2 separate regions of the Homo sapiens genome follow, and region 2 is linked to region 1. Evidence: chromatin contacts called from ENCODE Hi-C data. All regions are on one chromosome and are shown on one strand. The core of a region is the stretch at or near the end of the contact, and the rest is flanking DNA. Distances in the headings are between cores, read along the strand shown. Region 1 has its middle 71 kb from the start of ZBTB20. Region 2 has its middle 140 kb from the start of SNORD155.

The links. Hi-C counts contacts between places; a loop is a spot of excess contacts on that map. Pooled maps may share reads with other maps.
Region 2: a map of astrocyte of the cerebellum shows a loop between it and region 1 (2.9-fold over the local background). The contact joins two enhancer-like sites. A Hi-C loop is called at or near these places in 1 of 168 maps with a recorded cell type or tissue (astrocyte of the cerebellum) and 1 of 50 pooled maps.

Annotation. Positions count from the first base shown.
Region 1 is chr3:115,214,452-115,221,967 of GRCh38, forward strand. No RefSeq gene overlaps it. Among named protein-coding and RNA genes, the nearest start is that of ZBTB20, 71 kb to the left of the region's middle. RefSeq lists an enhancer at 3,032-4,931. Within about 2 kb of position 3,585, at least 3 of the 41 ENCODE cell types and tissues checked have a DNase peak (open chromatin) inside an H3K27ac peak, as active enhancers do.
Region 2 is chr3:115,765,054-115,772,547 of GRCh38, forward strand. No RefSeq gene overlaps it. Among named protein-coding and RNA genes, the nearest start is that of SNORD155, 140 kb to the right of the region's middle. Within about 2 kb of position 1,623, at least 2 of the 41 ENCODE cell types and tissues checked have a DNase peak (open chromatin) inside an H3K27ac peak, as active enhancers do.

The DNA of each region.
Region 1 (7,516 bases), core at 2,335-4,834:
TGAAACTAACGGGAGTTGGTTCATGAAATTTAAGGAAAGAAGCTGTCCCCATAACGTAAAAGTACAAGGTGAAGCAGAAAGTGCTGTTGAAGAAGCTACAGCATGTTACCCAGAATATCTAGCTAAGCTAATTAATGATGGTGGCTACACTAAATAACAGATTTTCAATGTAGATGAAACAGACTTATAGTGGAAGAGCCATCTAGGATTTCATAACTAGAGAGGAGAAATTAATGCCTGGCTTCGAAGCTTCAAAGAACAGGCTGACTCTCTGGTTAGAGGCTAATGCAACTGATGACTTTAAGTTGAAGTCAGTGTTCATTTATTGTGCTGAAAATCCTAAGACCCTTAATAATTATGCCAGATCTACTAAGTCTGTGCTCTACAAATGGAACAACAAAGCCTGGATGATGGCACATCTGTCTATAGCATGGTTTACTGAGTATTTTAAGCATACCATTGAAACCTACTATTCAGGAAAAAAAATTCTTTTAAAATATTACTGCTCATTGACAATGCACCTATCTCAGACCCAAGAGCCCTGATGGAGATGTAGAAGGAGATTAATGTTCTTTTAATGCTGGCTAAAACAGCATGCTTTCTGCAGCCCATGGATAAAGTAGTGATTTTGACTTTCAAGTCTTATTATCTGAGAAATACAGTTTTAAGGATATCACTACCACAGATAGTGATTCCACTGATGGATCTGGATGAACTACATTGAAAACCTTCTGGGAAGGATTTACCATTCTAGATGTCATTAAGAACCTTCATGATTCATGGGAAGAGGTCAAAATATCAACGTTAACAGGAGTTTGGAAGAAGTTGATTCCTGTCCTCGTGGATGACTTTGAGGAGTTCAAGACTTCAGTGGATGAAGCAGCTGCAGATGTGGCAGAAACAGCAATAGAAATAGAATTAAAAGTAGAATCTGAAGATATTTCAGCCAGATTTGCTGCAATCTCGTGATCAAACTTGCATGTATGAGCAGTTGCTTCTTATGGATGAGCAGAGAAAGTGGTTTCTTCAGATAAAATCTAATGGTGATGATGCTATGAACATTGTTGAAATGACAACAGAAGACTTAGAATATTACATCAACTTAGTTAATCAAGAAGTGGTAGGGTTTTAAAGGATTAACTCCAATTTTCAAAGAAGTTCTACTGTGGGTAAAATGCTGTCAAACCTTATCTCATGGTGCAGAGAAATCTTTTGTGAAAGGAAGAATTAATGTGGCAAGTGTCATTGTTGTCTTTTCTTTATTATTATACTTTAAGTTCTAGGGTACATGTTCACAACGTGCAGGTTTGTTACACAGGTATACATGTGCCATGTTGGTTTGCTGCACCCATCAACTTGTCATTTACATTAGGTATTTCTCCTAATGCTATCCCTCCCCCAGCTCCCTACCCCCTGACAGGCCCTGGTGTGTGATGTTCCCCTCCCTGGGTCCATGTGTTCTCATTGATCAATTCCCACTTATGAGTGAAAACAAGGGGTGTTTGGTTTTCTGTTCTTGTGATGGTTTGCTGAGAATCATGGTTTCCAGCTTCATCCTTTTAATCACAAATGATTAAAAATTCATTTGTGATTAAATCCCTACAAAGGACATGAATTCATCCTTTTTTATGGCTGCATAGTATTCCATGTTGTGTATGTGCCATATTTTCTTAATCCAGTCCATCATTGATGGACATTTGGGTTGGTTCCAAGTCTTTGCTGTTGTGAGTAGTGCTGCAATAAACATACCTGTGCATGTGTCTTTATAGTAGCATGATTTATAATCTTTTGGGTATACCCAGTAATGGGATCACTGGGTCAAATGGTATTTCTAGTTCTAGATCCTTGAGGAATCACCACACTGTCTTCTACAATGTTTGAACTAATTTACACTCCCATCACTGTTGTCTTATTTTAAGAAATTACCACAGCCACCCCAACCCTCAACAACCACCACCCTGATCAGTCAGCAGCCATTAGCATCAGGACAAGATCCCCCACCAGCAAAAGGATTACAACTCAGATGATTACTAGCATTTTTTAGTTAAGGTTTTTAGATGTAATTCCATTACACACTTAATGGGCTGTAGTATAGTGTAAACTAAACTGTTTTTTTTTTTTTTTTTTGAGATGGGGTCTCACTCTGCTACCCAGCCTGGAGTGTGGTGGCATGATCTTTGCTCACAGCAACCTTTGCCTCCTAGGCTCATGCCATCCTCCCACCTTAGCCTCCAGCGTAGCCAGGACCACAAGTGCACACCACCATGCCCGGCTAATTTTTGTATTTTTTGTAGAGACAGGGTTTTGTTATATTGCTCAGTCTGGTCTTGAATTCCTGGGCTCAAGCAATCTGCTCACCTTGGCCTCCCAAAATTCTGGTAATACGGGAGTGAGCCACCATGCCCGGCAGTGTAAACATGACTTTTATATGCACTGGGAAACAAAAAAATTCATGTGATTGCTTTATTGTGATATTCATCTTATTGCAATATTTTATTTATTATGGTGGTCTGGAATTAAACCCACAATATTTCTGAGGTATGCCTATGCATTAGTTTTGCTTGTTTTTGAGTGTTATGTCAATGGAATCATACAGTATGTTCTCTTTTGTGCCTAGTTTATTTCACTCAATGTTATGTCTTTACATAGTGTGACAAAGTTTTTTTCCTCTTGTTTAATTTTTATGTTTTAACTTCTATAACAGTTCAGTAATAGATGCATATAATTTATAAATAAGCCAGGGATGTGTGCATAAAAGTTTGCAGTTCTTGGGTTAAAGTATGGCACCATTTGTGTGAATGTCAACTTTAAATCCCAGATAGACTCATTAGCTTTTTAAAGAGAGAACTACTCACAACTACAGACTATGATGACCTCATCTAGGTATTTGTATTTAATAAACATTTATTTATGAGAACCCACTATGCACAAGTGTTTGTAGGCACTGTGAGAGTTACACAGGCAAAATAAAAAGATGTAGCTCGGTCTTTCAAGGAGTCTATCACTGGTGGGAGAAACAGTGCAGTAAACTCATATGATCACTCCAGACAGAATTGAGAATCTACAAAAGAGACACAACTAAAATGATATAGAAGCCTGGATGAAGGATGACCAATCTTCCAAGAAGCTAGAAAAGGCCCCTCGAGACTTGTACTAGATAAACTTTGAGCCCCTTTATACTTTCTAGCTTCCAATATTTAATCAGATTTCTCATTACAGACATAGGATCTTTATTCTCACTGTGCATTGCTTTATGTTTCAGGTTTATGGATACACGGTATATATTGTGCTCAGTCAAAAGGGGGCAGCATTCACCCTTCTTCTGAAAATCAGAGACCACTTTGGCCACATCTCTTTCTTTCTAGGAAAAGAATACTTTTACCAGATAGCGTTTCAGAACATAGATATAAATTTTAAGCCTCTTGTTTTAATTGTTTGTTTATAGAGATAGCAACTGATTTGCACCTTCATGTCACAGAGCCCAACATATTGCACAGGTATAAATGAAGTCAAGCTGTCTCTGTGCCCAGTTTCCCTTATTTCTGCCTTTGTCCCTTGATTGGGCGTGGCAGTCTTGCTCAGACTCAGATTGCTAAAGGGCGGTGGCTGAAATGAACAAAAGGAATCAGACCTTTACTCTTAGCCTGAGAAAAAGATTGCCAAGGGAAGCTTGGGGAGAAAGCGCAATGCTGAGTGGTTGCATCATTGTTTTGACTACCTAATGCTTTTTTTCTCTTCTGACTGTTTATCCTTTTTAAGCTTCTGTTTATAAGCATAACAATTATATGAAAGGTAAATAAGTTACATGCACTACAGGGATGTATGACTGTGCTCTGTCTTGGCGGCATTCATCTCTTTATTAGCCAAGTAACCTTTACAGTTTAAGTACTACACAGTTGCTGCAGTCCTTTTCTTGCTGACGCAGTAGTAGAGGCAGTGGTGGTGAAAACTGAGAGAGGTTTAATGCTGAAGGTCTCAGACTGTGTATCTCTATGTCTATGACCTCTAACCACCAGACCAGCAGATAACTGATTTCATTTTGTTAGTGAAACACTGATTTTAATTGCTGACTTATACAGCTTCCATGTTATACTTGATTGGTTTTGAGAAAATCAATGTTGATGGCCAAAATTCCAAATTAACTATTTCTTTCTAGATTTAATCATACTGTATACAGCCCTAAATTGCCCTCTAAGCGACTTAAAAAAAAATTGAAGAGTAGAGCTTTACCAAATGTCTCTGAATGATAAAGGAAGTTGACCCACCCTATAATTAGCTTTTGTAAATATCAAGTCAAAGGTCAGAGCAAAGGTCATCTGTTTTCTTTCTTTTGTGAAGAAAACAAGGGATTGTAGTCACTATGACTGATTTCAGAATAGTAGCTAAAGATGAAGTCATTGCTTTCTTTCAAAGCAGAAATTGTAAAATTAAATAATTTGGAATAATCACAGAAATAATTACATTAATATGAATAGCAAATAGCAGGTGATAATTTGTGTAGCATTTACAGATACTGTGACCCTTGGTTTTAGACCTTGTGCAGTGTTTTTCTCTGTCAGGTACATGATGCTGGGAGAGCAGCTCTCTAGGAGACCTCTGATGACATCATGTCACTGTCCTCTGAGGCCACAACACAGCTGCCATGCCACACACAGGCTCAAAACACACAGTGGGGCATAGCCAAAAAGTTCACAAAGTAAAGAAATGTCAACTTTCTACGTTTTAGCATTCATTTGCCTGCATTAACCAACATTGTGCAATATATAAAGTCTAAAGCCCATGTGAGAGATAAGACAGAATTATTTGCATTTCTGCTGAAATTAAGCATGATGAAGTAGAAACTTATTACTTTTAAAACCAAAAAATGAATCTAAATATGTGTGTATCAATCAAATGATGAGTTAGGACTTCCTCATGAACTGGAGAGGAAAATTAGATGACCAACTATCCTGGGTTGCTAGGGACTGAGAAGGTCTCCAGGATGTGACATTTTCAGTTTTAAAATCAAGGCTATCTTAGGCAAACTGCAACAAGTTGGTCACCCTAACTGGAAGAGATCTTTTTGGCTATGCTGTCCAATTATCTTATTTTGCAGCTGAAGAAAATAAAGATTATGGAAATCATAAGATCCCAGCAGGATTATTTTTCTCCCTAATTCTTGTCAATGTCTTTTCTTTTCCTAGCTTCTCAGGTCATGTATTAAACTTAGACCACAGGATCATGCAAATGGCCCCTATTAGGTGGGCCAGGGGGTGAGCACCTAGAGTGCTCCTAGAGTGGAGGGATGGCTCCAAGAGTGGCTGTCCTTCTTATATCTGAAGGTGACTTGGCTGACTGTGGGAATGCCTGGCTATCTTCCAGGAGAGCCGAGAATGCCTCTATCAATAGTTTGAACACTGTTCTGCAACTTTCTGAGTGACACTGCAAAGTACCAAAGATAGAAAGAAGGCACAGAGGGGGAAAATGGGCATCTCAGTCTGCTCTGGCAGCTATAACAAAATACCGTATACTGGGTGGCTTATACACAACAGAAATTTATTCCTCACAGTTCTGAGGCTGAGAAGTTCAGATCAGGGCATCTGCTGACTCAGGTGAGGGTCCCCATGCCGGTTCATGGATGGCACCTTCTACATGTCCTCAAGTGGTGGAAGGAACTAGCTAGCTCTCTGGGACCTCTGTTATAAGGGCTCTGCCCTCATGTCCTAATCACCTCCCAATGGTCCCACCTCCTAATGTCATCAACTTAGGAGTTAGGTTTTAACTTATGAATTTTGGGGGTCACAAATGTGCAGATCATAGCAACGTTCAGATCATAGCAACTGGGTTCTGAGACTTGAGCAATGTCAGGGATTCACAGCATTTCAAATGTGTGGGCAAGTTGCTGACACCTTTTCTTCTGGGTCATAAGGAAAACAGAAAATGTGATTAAATAATTCAGCCTGATTTTGGGGTTTTATTTGTAATGACTCCTAGAAGGATTTGCCTTTCCAAATAAGGACCATGGAAAGTAATAAGTACATAAATGAATGAAGAGGCTGAGTGAGAGGTATTTTATAGCTGCGTGTGTTGGGGTGGGTGGGGCACTGAAGGGAGAGTTAGATGGTGATGTACTATATAGACTGCTTTGTGTTGGGGTGGGTGGGGCACTGAAGGGAGAGTTAGATGGTGATGTACTATATAGACTGCTTTCAGTGTTTTCCTCAAAACCCTGGAACATTTCCTCAAAACACATGATGCTAGGAGAGCAGCTCTCTAGGAGACCTCTGATGACATCATGTCACTGTCCTCTGAGGCCACAACACAGCTGCCATGCCACACACTGGCTCAGAACACACAGTGGGGCATAGCCAAAAAGTTCACAAAGTAAAGAAGTGTCAACTTTCTACCTTTCAGCATTCATTTGCCTGCATGCTTATACCAGAAAGAAAATGAGAACTACTAATACTGCTTATACCAGAAAGAAAATGAGAACTACTAATAATACTTCATTTTCATTCATCAAGGAGAATAATTACAGAACTAAAGAAGAGAGAGCAAACATGGTAAAAACATAGTACAAACAAAATAAAACATACTCAAAACAGAATAGATGGAGGCAAGGGTAGTCAAAACTACTAAGAACCCAGATATGTGGTTATTCTTCATTAAAAAATAGACCTATCTCTCGTATTCCTATTTTATCTACTGAATGTATTATCCTACCTCAATCCACTGAACTCATCTCTAATTCTCAACCTGAATGCTGTTCCCTAAGGAAAGTCTTCTCTAACCTCCTGATTCTATTTTAGGTCCCCCTATTAAATGCCTTTAAAACACTGTATACTTTATCATAATGTGATACAAAAATGAAACTTGGCATGAATTAAACTAAATTACACTTATAATAATTTAATGTCTGTATCCCTGCTAGACTGTAAATTTCTTTTTTTTTTTTTTTGAGATGAAGTTGTCTCGCTCTGTCACCCAGGCTGGAGTGCAGTGGCACGATCTCGGCTCACTGCAAGCTCCACCTCCCGGGTTCACACCATTCTCCTTCCTCAGCCTCCCGAGTAGCTGGGACTACAGGTGCCCGCCACCACGCCTGGCTATTTTTTTTGTATTTTTTAGTAGAGATGAGGTTTCACTGTGTTAGCCAGGATGATCTCTATTTCCCGACCTCGTGATCCGCCCGCCTCAGCCTCCCAAAGTGCTGAGATTACAGGCGTGAGCCACTGTGCCCGGCCACTATAAATTTCTTACAGTCAGAGACCATGCCTTTTTTGGTCATTGTTGAAGCTGCTGGTACATAGTAAGCACTTGATAAGTGTTGTTTGCTGAGCTAATGAACCAATCATTTGAAATGACTTCACATTTTCAGATTTTGTGCAAGATTCCTGTTGTATAGATCTGTAATATATGGCAAAATCAATAAAATGTATTGTACCCCAAAACACTTCCAATGTGTGTGTACAGTATTCTATTAGTAGAACCAGTTCTATAAAGACTACTGAATCCAAATCTTGGCTCTTGTGCTATC
Region 2 (7,494 bases), core at 373-2,872, 550 kb after region 1:
TTGCCACGTTACCCAGGCTGGTCTCAAACTCCTGGGCTCACTCCCAGGCTCAAATAATCCACCTGCCTTAGCCTCCAAAAGTGTTGGGATTACAGGCATGAGCCACTGTGCCTAGTCCCAAAAGCTATATCTCAAGGTTAGACTATATCCTGAGCTAAAGCTTTATGGTTCAAACTGCCCACTATATACCTGGATATTGTCCTTTGGTTTAAGGACAATATAATTCAATGTAGAACATTTGAGTGGGTGGGGGTGGTAGGATATTTTTTTTTTTTTTTAAACAGAGTTTCGCTCTGTCACCCAGGCTGGAGTGCAGTGGCACGATCTCAGCCCACTGCAACCTCTGTCTCCCGGGTTCAAGCGATTCTCCTGCCTCAGCCTTCTGAATAGCTGGGATTACAGTCACATGCTACCATGCCCAGCTAATTTTTGTATTTTTAGTAGTGATGGGGTTTCACTATGTTGGTCAGGCTGGTCTTGAACTCCTGACCTTGTGATCTGCCTGCCTCGGCCTCCCAAAATGCTGGGATTACAGGCGTGAGCCACCGCTCTCGGCTAGTAGGAGATAATTATTTGGGACAACTAAAGCTTCAACTAGTTGTCTGAAATGAATCACTTCCTTTCCCCACACTTATCAGCAAAACAGACCTATTCAAATCTACAGAGAGATATTCAGTGGGCTAGTCTACTCTGCTTGCAGGTAGAGTCCAGAACTCATCATTTCAAACATATATTTTAAAGCCCGTACTTTAGGATATAAGAGTCTTTTCTTCTTTCATTTCTTTCTAAGCACAAGTATGTATTTATATTTATGTGGAAGTGTGTGTGTATGTGTGTGTGCGTGCACTTACATATACATGCATATACTTACACAGACACATGTTCCCCCCTCCCCTTTTCTCATAACAATGTTGAAGGTAGTGTGGTGGAGTGGGGGCGAATGCCACGGCACTCACATATTTATTCGTGTCATGAAAATACTCATCTGACTGCCTACACACTCTCCAAGAGGGAAATGTTTATCAAAGCATTCACAGCTTGTGCATCGCTGCCATGAAATCTTCCTAATGCTCCCAGAATCATCCCAATTATCAGGTATTCATATGCCTTCTATGCTTCCCACAGATTGTTCTACAGGGGCATGTCTTGAGTGAGGTGGCATGTTTCTGTTCACCCTGCCTTTTAGAGACCCAGAGCCGTCCAGAAGTGAAAAGCATGTGGAAGGATGCACGTTCCTGATGAAGATCAGAGGAAACTCCCAAGGCCGCAGAGTGCCTTAGCTCTTGGGAAGGAAATACCCACACCAGGTGGTGCTTGTCAGCAAATAGATTTAGTTTTATATTTTATGAGAGTATTACTTCTGGGTCAGGTTTTCATTTTCATTCTGTGTAGGTGCATATTGTTAAATTCCATTTCCTATAGGCACAAAATGTATTACCTCTGTTTTACCATCCTCTAGATATGGAAAACCATGTAAAGGACTAAGACAACTTTTATTGTGGACACACTGAATGCAAACGTGCTCTTAGACTCTAGCAAGCAGAGAGGGAACAACAGGTTTAACTCCAAGTTCTAAGCTTATAACTGAAAAGCTGTCCTGCAGGGAAGGAGGCACACAAATCCAGCTCAGAGCTTCCAACCTTTCTCAGGGTTTGTTCTTGCAGAATACAATTGAAGAGTGATTTACATGGTAGTAAGATAAAAGAAGTATAAACAGCTCAGCTATGACTCAGCTCATCTTGACTCCTTCACACAGGGCACAAAAACAGTCAGATGCTTCAAAGTTAGAAGGACCAGAAAAGGAAAATCTGCAAAGGAAAGCCTTTGAAAAGAAATTTGGCAAAGGGCCTGATCTACAAAGCTGATTTTCCCTGGTATAAAATGTCCCCATAGCACAATGCTTTTTATTCTGGATGAAGTGGGCTATAGAGAGGGTGACAGATGACTCACCCACCCTGAAAATTAGAGCTCATGACTTGATATGTTCACGTTAACCGGAAGAGATAAAAAGATGGGAAAGGTAAGACCCTGTTAATTCACTGTAGGGATTTAGGGGGAGGATAGACGGGGCCAACATCTTGGTGAATCCTTTTTCTCACAGTAGTTACTTGTACTGTCATTGAGCACTGAGACTAAGGAGCAGGCAGATCAGAAAAGTGATTTCTCATCCCACTCTATTCAGCATTAATGGCACAAAATCCCATTAGTGCATTCTAGGGGTTCATTTCAAAACAGACAATGGCCTCTGAATCAGCCTGCCATGCATAATCATCCGGCAATAGGGAAATTACACAATCAAAAATTTATCAAAAGACCACGAAAGGCAGCTATGTGAGGTCATGCCCATTCCTTCTTTAGCAGGGAGGAGGAGACATCACTTTAAGACCAGCAAGATCGATTTTTGTTTCATAACCATAGCTGGATTCACATGATCAGTCCAGAAAAGATAAAACTCTTTTGAAGGAGAAAGTGAAAGGAAGGAGTCTTGTTATTATAATTATTTTATAAATAGGTGAAAATAATTTTATCCCCCTTAGGCATTCTTATGTTCTATATCAACTTTTTTAAAGAAAATTCTCCCACATTCCCTTTTATTATAATTGAAATTCAAGTCCTAGAGGGTTGTCCAGTGTCCTATCTTTAGCCTCTACTCTCTCCTAGCCTCTACTCTCTCCTAACCTTGGGACCTGCTTTCCCAATAGTTTGTCAGACTTTATCACATGGATTTTCTTCAAATCCATGTCTGGCATTAAAATATCGTCATGCTTATCCTTTCAGACACATTTATTGGTACATTTATATAGTTCTTTTTTGGTTTTAACATGCATTCACATGCATTATCTTGATTCCTACAACCAGGGTGTAGCCAATGTTATCAGTGGGATGACTCCCAAATCCTTCTCTCTGTTTTCTATTCTTACTACCATCACCCAGTTTAAAATTTTATTATACTGAACTATGGTCATTGCAGTTTTTATCCTGATCTTTGTGTCTTCAGTCATTCCCTTCTTCAAATTCTCCTGCTGCTAAAGCAATCTTATAATAGCAATGCTTTGTTTAACTCTCTTTTGCCTAAATGGTTTGAATTATTGGCTTAAATGAATGGATTCAATTATTTACTATTTAAAAATTAAAGCCCTTCTGCCTAGCATTTAAAGCCCTCAATAAAAAGGCCTAAATCACCTTTTATAAATCTTCATTTTGTCCATCATTTCCCATCTACACATATACTTCCTTTGGTTAGATCTCCTGAGTCCACTATGCCACATCTCCCTGAGTAGCTGGCCCCATCTATCTGAACACAGCTGATTGGCAGGGATAGACACCTGACCCAGCTGGATTAATCAGATTATCTTCCTAAGGAATTTGGATTTAAGACTCAGCAACTCAGCCCAGTCGATTACCTAATGTTACTGGGCCTGGATGACACTATAGATAAAATTGTATGACTGTCATTTTGCAGCAGCTATTTGTATGCTGAGACCTCAAAGAAAGGAGCACTCTGCAGATAGAAGCAGGTAAATGGGGCCAAAATCCAGAAAAGGGTAAAAATTAGATGCTTGGAAAGAGAGACAAGAGATGGAAAGTAGATGGCTTTGCTCTTGAAGGCATTCCTGCTTTCCATTCTATACAATAATGAAGCTTAGCTGCTGTTCCTGCCCTTTTTTCTCATGGGTTCTAGTTCTTAGAATAAATTCCCGTTAACTTATGGTAGTTTAGGTGAATTTCTATATCTTGCAACCAAACAGTCCCTGGCTAAAAAATATCCCTTCGAGACAGCCAGATCAGCCTTTTGCCAGACCTGAAGTACATCTTGCCATTTCTCACACCATCTGTCAGAAAGGCCCTCTACTTTCATCTGCTCACATCCTTTAGCATTCACTTCAAATGCCACGTTTTTATCCACACTTCCATAATCACCCCTCTCTCATGGATAAAGCAAATTCCAGCAATTCTGCAACCTGAAAGCAACAGGAGAATTTCAGGAATTAACTTCTGATCTACTGGATTTTTAGACAAATGAGAAGAACCAGAGCAACCTTCTGTTTTATTTTAAAAGAAAGAAAAACATCCTCTCTTGTTTACACTTAGGAACAAATCAACTCAACGAATTAAGAGGGGGCATTGAACTAAACCTCTTGTCTCCATCCCTCTTTTGGCCAGGGCCTTGCGTCTACACCTTTGCATCTACACTCTTTACCAAATCCTGATTTTCAAGTTATTTCAGTGATGTAATCGCATGAGTCCATTTTAGTGGCACTAAAGGTCTGGAGGGGAGCACACTTTCCCAGACACAACTTCCCTGGGTGCTCCCTCTCCTCCTGTGTCAAGCATCCCAAATTGGCCACTTCTGACTGCCGGCTCCCACTGAATTTGCGGCCCACCATCACCTCAAGGTCGCTTTCACTATCATTATTGTTCAGTATTCTCCTGCTCATTGAATATGTGGTGCTTTGGATATTTCCCCAGATGATTCAGCTTGCATCGATTCAAGCTAAAACTCATTTCCCTCCTATTTTCACAGATTCTCCTAATCAATTTCATGCTGCAGAACAATTTCATCTTCCCTCCCGTTGTGCATGTTAGAAAAGCCTGCTGAATCATGTGCTGTAAGTATTTAGCTCTGGCTTTGCCTTGACAGCTTTGCAGTTATGTCCTGGTCCAGTTTTGAAGCTGGTTGTTGTAGTAATTTCACCTTCGTCAGAGGCCTCATGAGGATATCTCATTTGATGGTAAATATTATTCTGAGTCCAAGATTCACTAATTTGGAACTTTCTTTTAAAAAATCACTTATACATTTGTTTATTCAAGTTTTCTTTTCGATCTTTCTTTTCCAGATGAAACTTTAATTCTCTAAAACATCATACTAACAATTTCTGGTTGATTTCACCACTTGGTTTGCTGAAAGGATGTTCCCAGACCTCATATACCCTGACCCTTTGACAATCTAGAACTGAAATATTATTTCTCAATTCTTCTCCATGACTTCCTGGACTGGAAACCTATCTTTCTAGGCCCGTCAGATCCTCCTGTTTTTCAAAGCTCCCTTTTCTGCTTCCTTTTGATCATCCTGTTCCTAAACTTCCCATGCTCTCTTATGATCAAACTCTTTCTGAAAAATAGTCATGTAATAAATATATTAGTGGTATCTAATCAGACCATTTTCTCTAGACTTCTAGAAGCCAGATTTCTACTCTATGACATTGCTACCTTGGCCACAGCTAGATAACAAATTCAAGTTCAACCATTCATCCTTTTTTTAAGGTGGGGGAGGATTTGAACAGAGATACAGGGAGTAGCAGCTGGGTGTGGCTTATAATAGTGGTAGAACTTCCTTAAGGAAGGTCTTCAAACTCCTGTGTCTGAGGTCATGTGAGTTTCCATAATATGAGTCCCTACAGGGGCCTAATTACTAACCTTTCTCATAGTCCATGGGATACTCAAGTATCTGTTTATTCATGCAAAATACCCTTAAAAATATAACTTGTAATTTTATGATTACAAATCTTATTTCCCATGCCTCTAAGGACTGTCAAGTGATTCTCAATAAACCATTTTTAAAGGAGCATAAAACTTTATAACGCCAGTTGTAGTCAGACAACCAAAGATTGAATTCTGGCTCGATTACTTACTAGTTCTATGACCCTTATAATAAAATGGAATAATAGTTGTATCTTCTTCCTAGAGTTGTGGTGATAACTAAAGTAATGAATGATGCATGTTATATTATCATTGCATTATAAATATTCAATAAGTGTTAGCTGTATTGATTATTGTTACTATATTAGCATTATTATCTATTCTTTGCTTCTTCTCTTATCACCCCTATCACTGAGTAGAACTCTGTTTGCTATATTCTTCTTCTACTGATAGGGGATGTTCCCGTTGCTTTATAGGCATCAAAGTTCCCTAATATAACTGCTAGAATTTATCCATGATATCATTCTAGTTGACATGTAACTCCATTTGTCTGCAACAAAAATTCTACTATTTTTGCTAAATTCTACTATTAAACCAAGGAGCAAAGTGGCCTTTCTTTTTCAGGTTCTTACAATGATTTGAATTGGTAATACTTTTTTATTTTTCCATTTTATGTGCTTTTTAGTCCATTATACCATGAGTATAATATGAGTAGAGGAGGAAAAACATAAGAAAGTATCAAGGAGGGAAAGAAATTGAATGGTTTAGACAGACATCAGAGAAAAAGGAGAGGGGTCATTCACAGATTAGGCTGATGGTATGGAGACTGTTGCTGATGATGACCATGAGTTCCAGAGGGCCCAGTGAAAGGATTTTAGGTTTCACTTGGAAGGATGGTGTGATGGTTAATTTTATATATCAACTTGGAAGGTGTTTTGGGATGAGATTAACGTTCAAATTGGTGAACCTTGAGTAAAATGAATTGCCTTCTTTAATGTAGGTGGGCCTCACTCAATCAATTGGAAACCTGAATAGAACAAAAAGGCTGGCCTCCGTGAGCCAGAAGGTACCCCCCCGCAGACTCCTTTCTAGACTTCATCTGCACCATTGGCTCTCCTGAGTCTCCAGCCTGCTGGCCCACACTACAGATTTTGGACTTACCAGCCTCCATAATTATTACATTAGCCAGTTAGCTATAATACATTTTTTAAATATATATCTCTCCTGTTGATTCTGTTTTTTTTTTTTTTTTTTTTTTTTTAACTCTGACTGATACAGGTGGAGTTAGGGGAAAGAGGTTGAATGGGTGAGGTGTGTGAAGAGTTTTATGTTGATTAGTGCTCGAGAGGTAAGAGGTGACCTAAGAGAGATGAAGGGCTGATGTGATTAATCTCAGGGATCTCAGGGCTCTATGTTTTGTGGAGTAGGAGAGAACACTGAAGCTCATTCTTCACCCATGATGATGGGCTCAGAGGGCCTTCATGGGTCATGAGATTGATCCCAATTCACAATTCTCATCTTAGCCTTGGATGCAGAGATGGAAGGTTTAAAAAGATGTGATCTTTACTGCTTAGATTTACACTTGAACTTTTGGTGGTAAAGAGGTGATCTTTCTCTAAGTGTACACGCGAAATCATGAACCCTGTTGATGAACTAAAGGAATTTTGGTAAAGCTGGGTGCACTATCAAGAGCATGAGTCTCTTCTCCCTATCTAACAGAGAGTGAAGAGCCAGGAAAGCATGACCTCAGACCCAGTGCACAGCCAGTATTCTAAGTGCTGGGAGGAGAATAAGGTAGGAAAAATTCTGCCCTCACGAAGCTTACATTTTCATGGAGGAAGACAATAAATAAAGCATTAAACAAAAACTAAGAAATTTCAGATAGTACTAAGAACTATCAAGTAAATAAAATAGGCTGATTTGCTAGTCAAAGAGTAGTCAAGGAAGGACTTTTTGAATATAACATTTGATGTAGACCCTTGGGAGATTCAAATATACACCTTCTTTTTGCAGAGAAGTATAATGTTAAGTAGGAGGAAAGGTAATAAAGCTGATAATTAGATATTTCTTGTA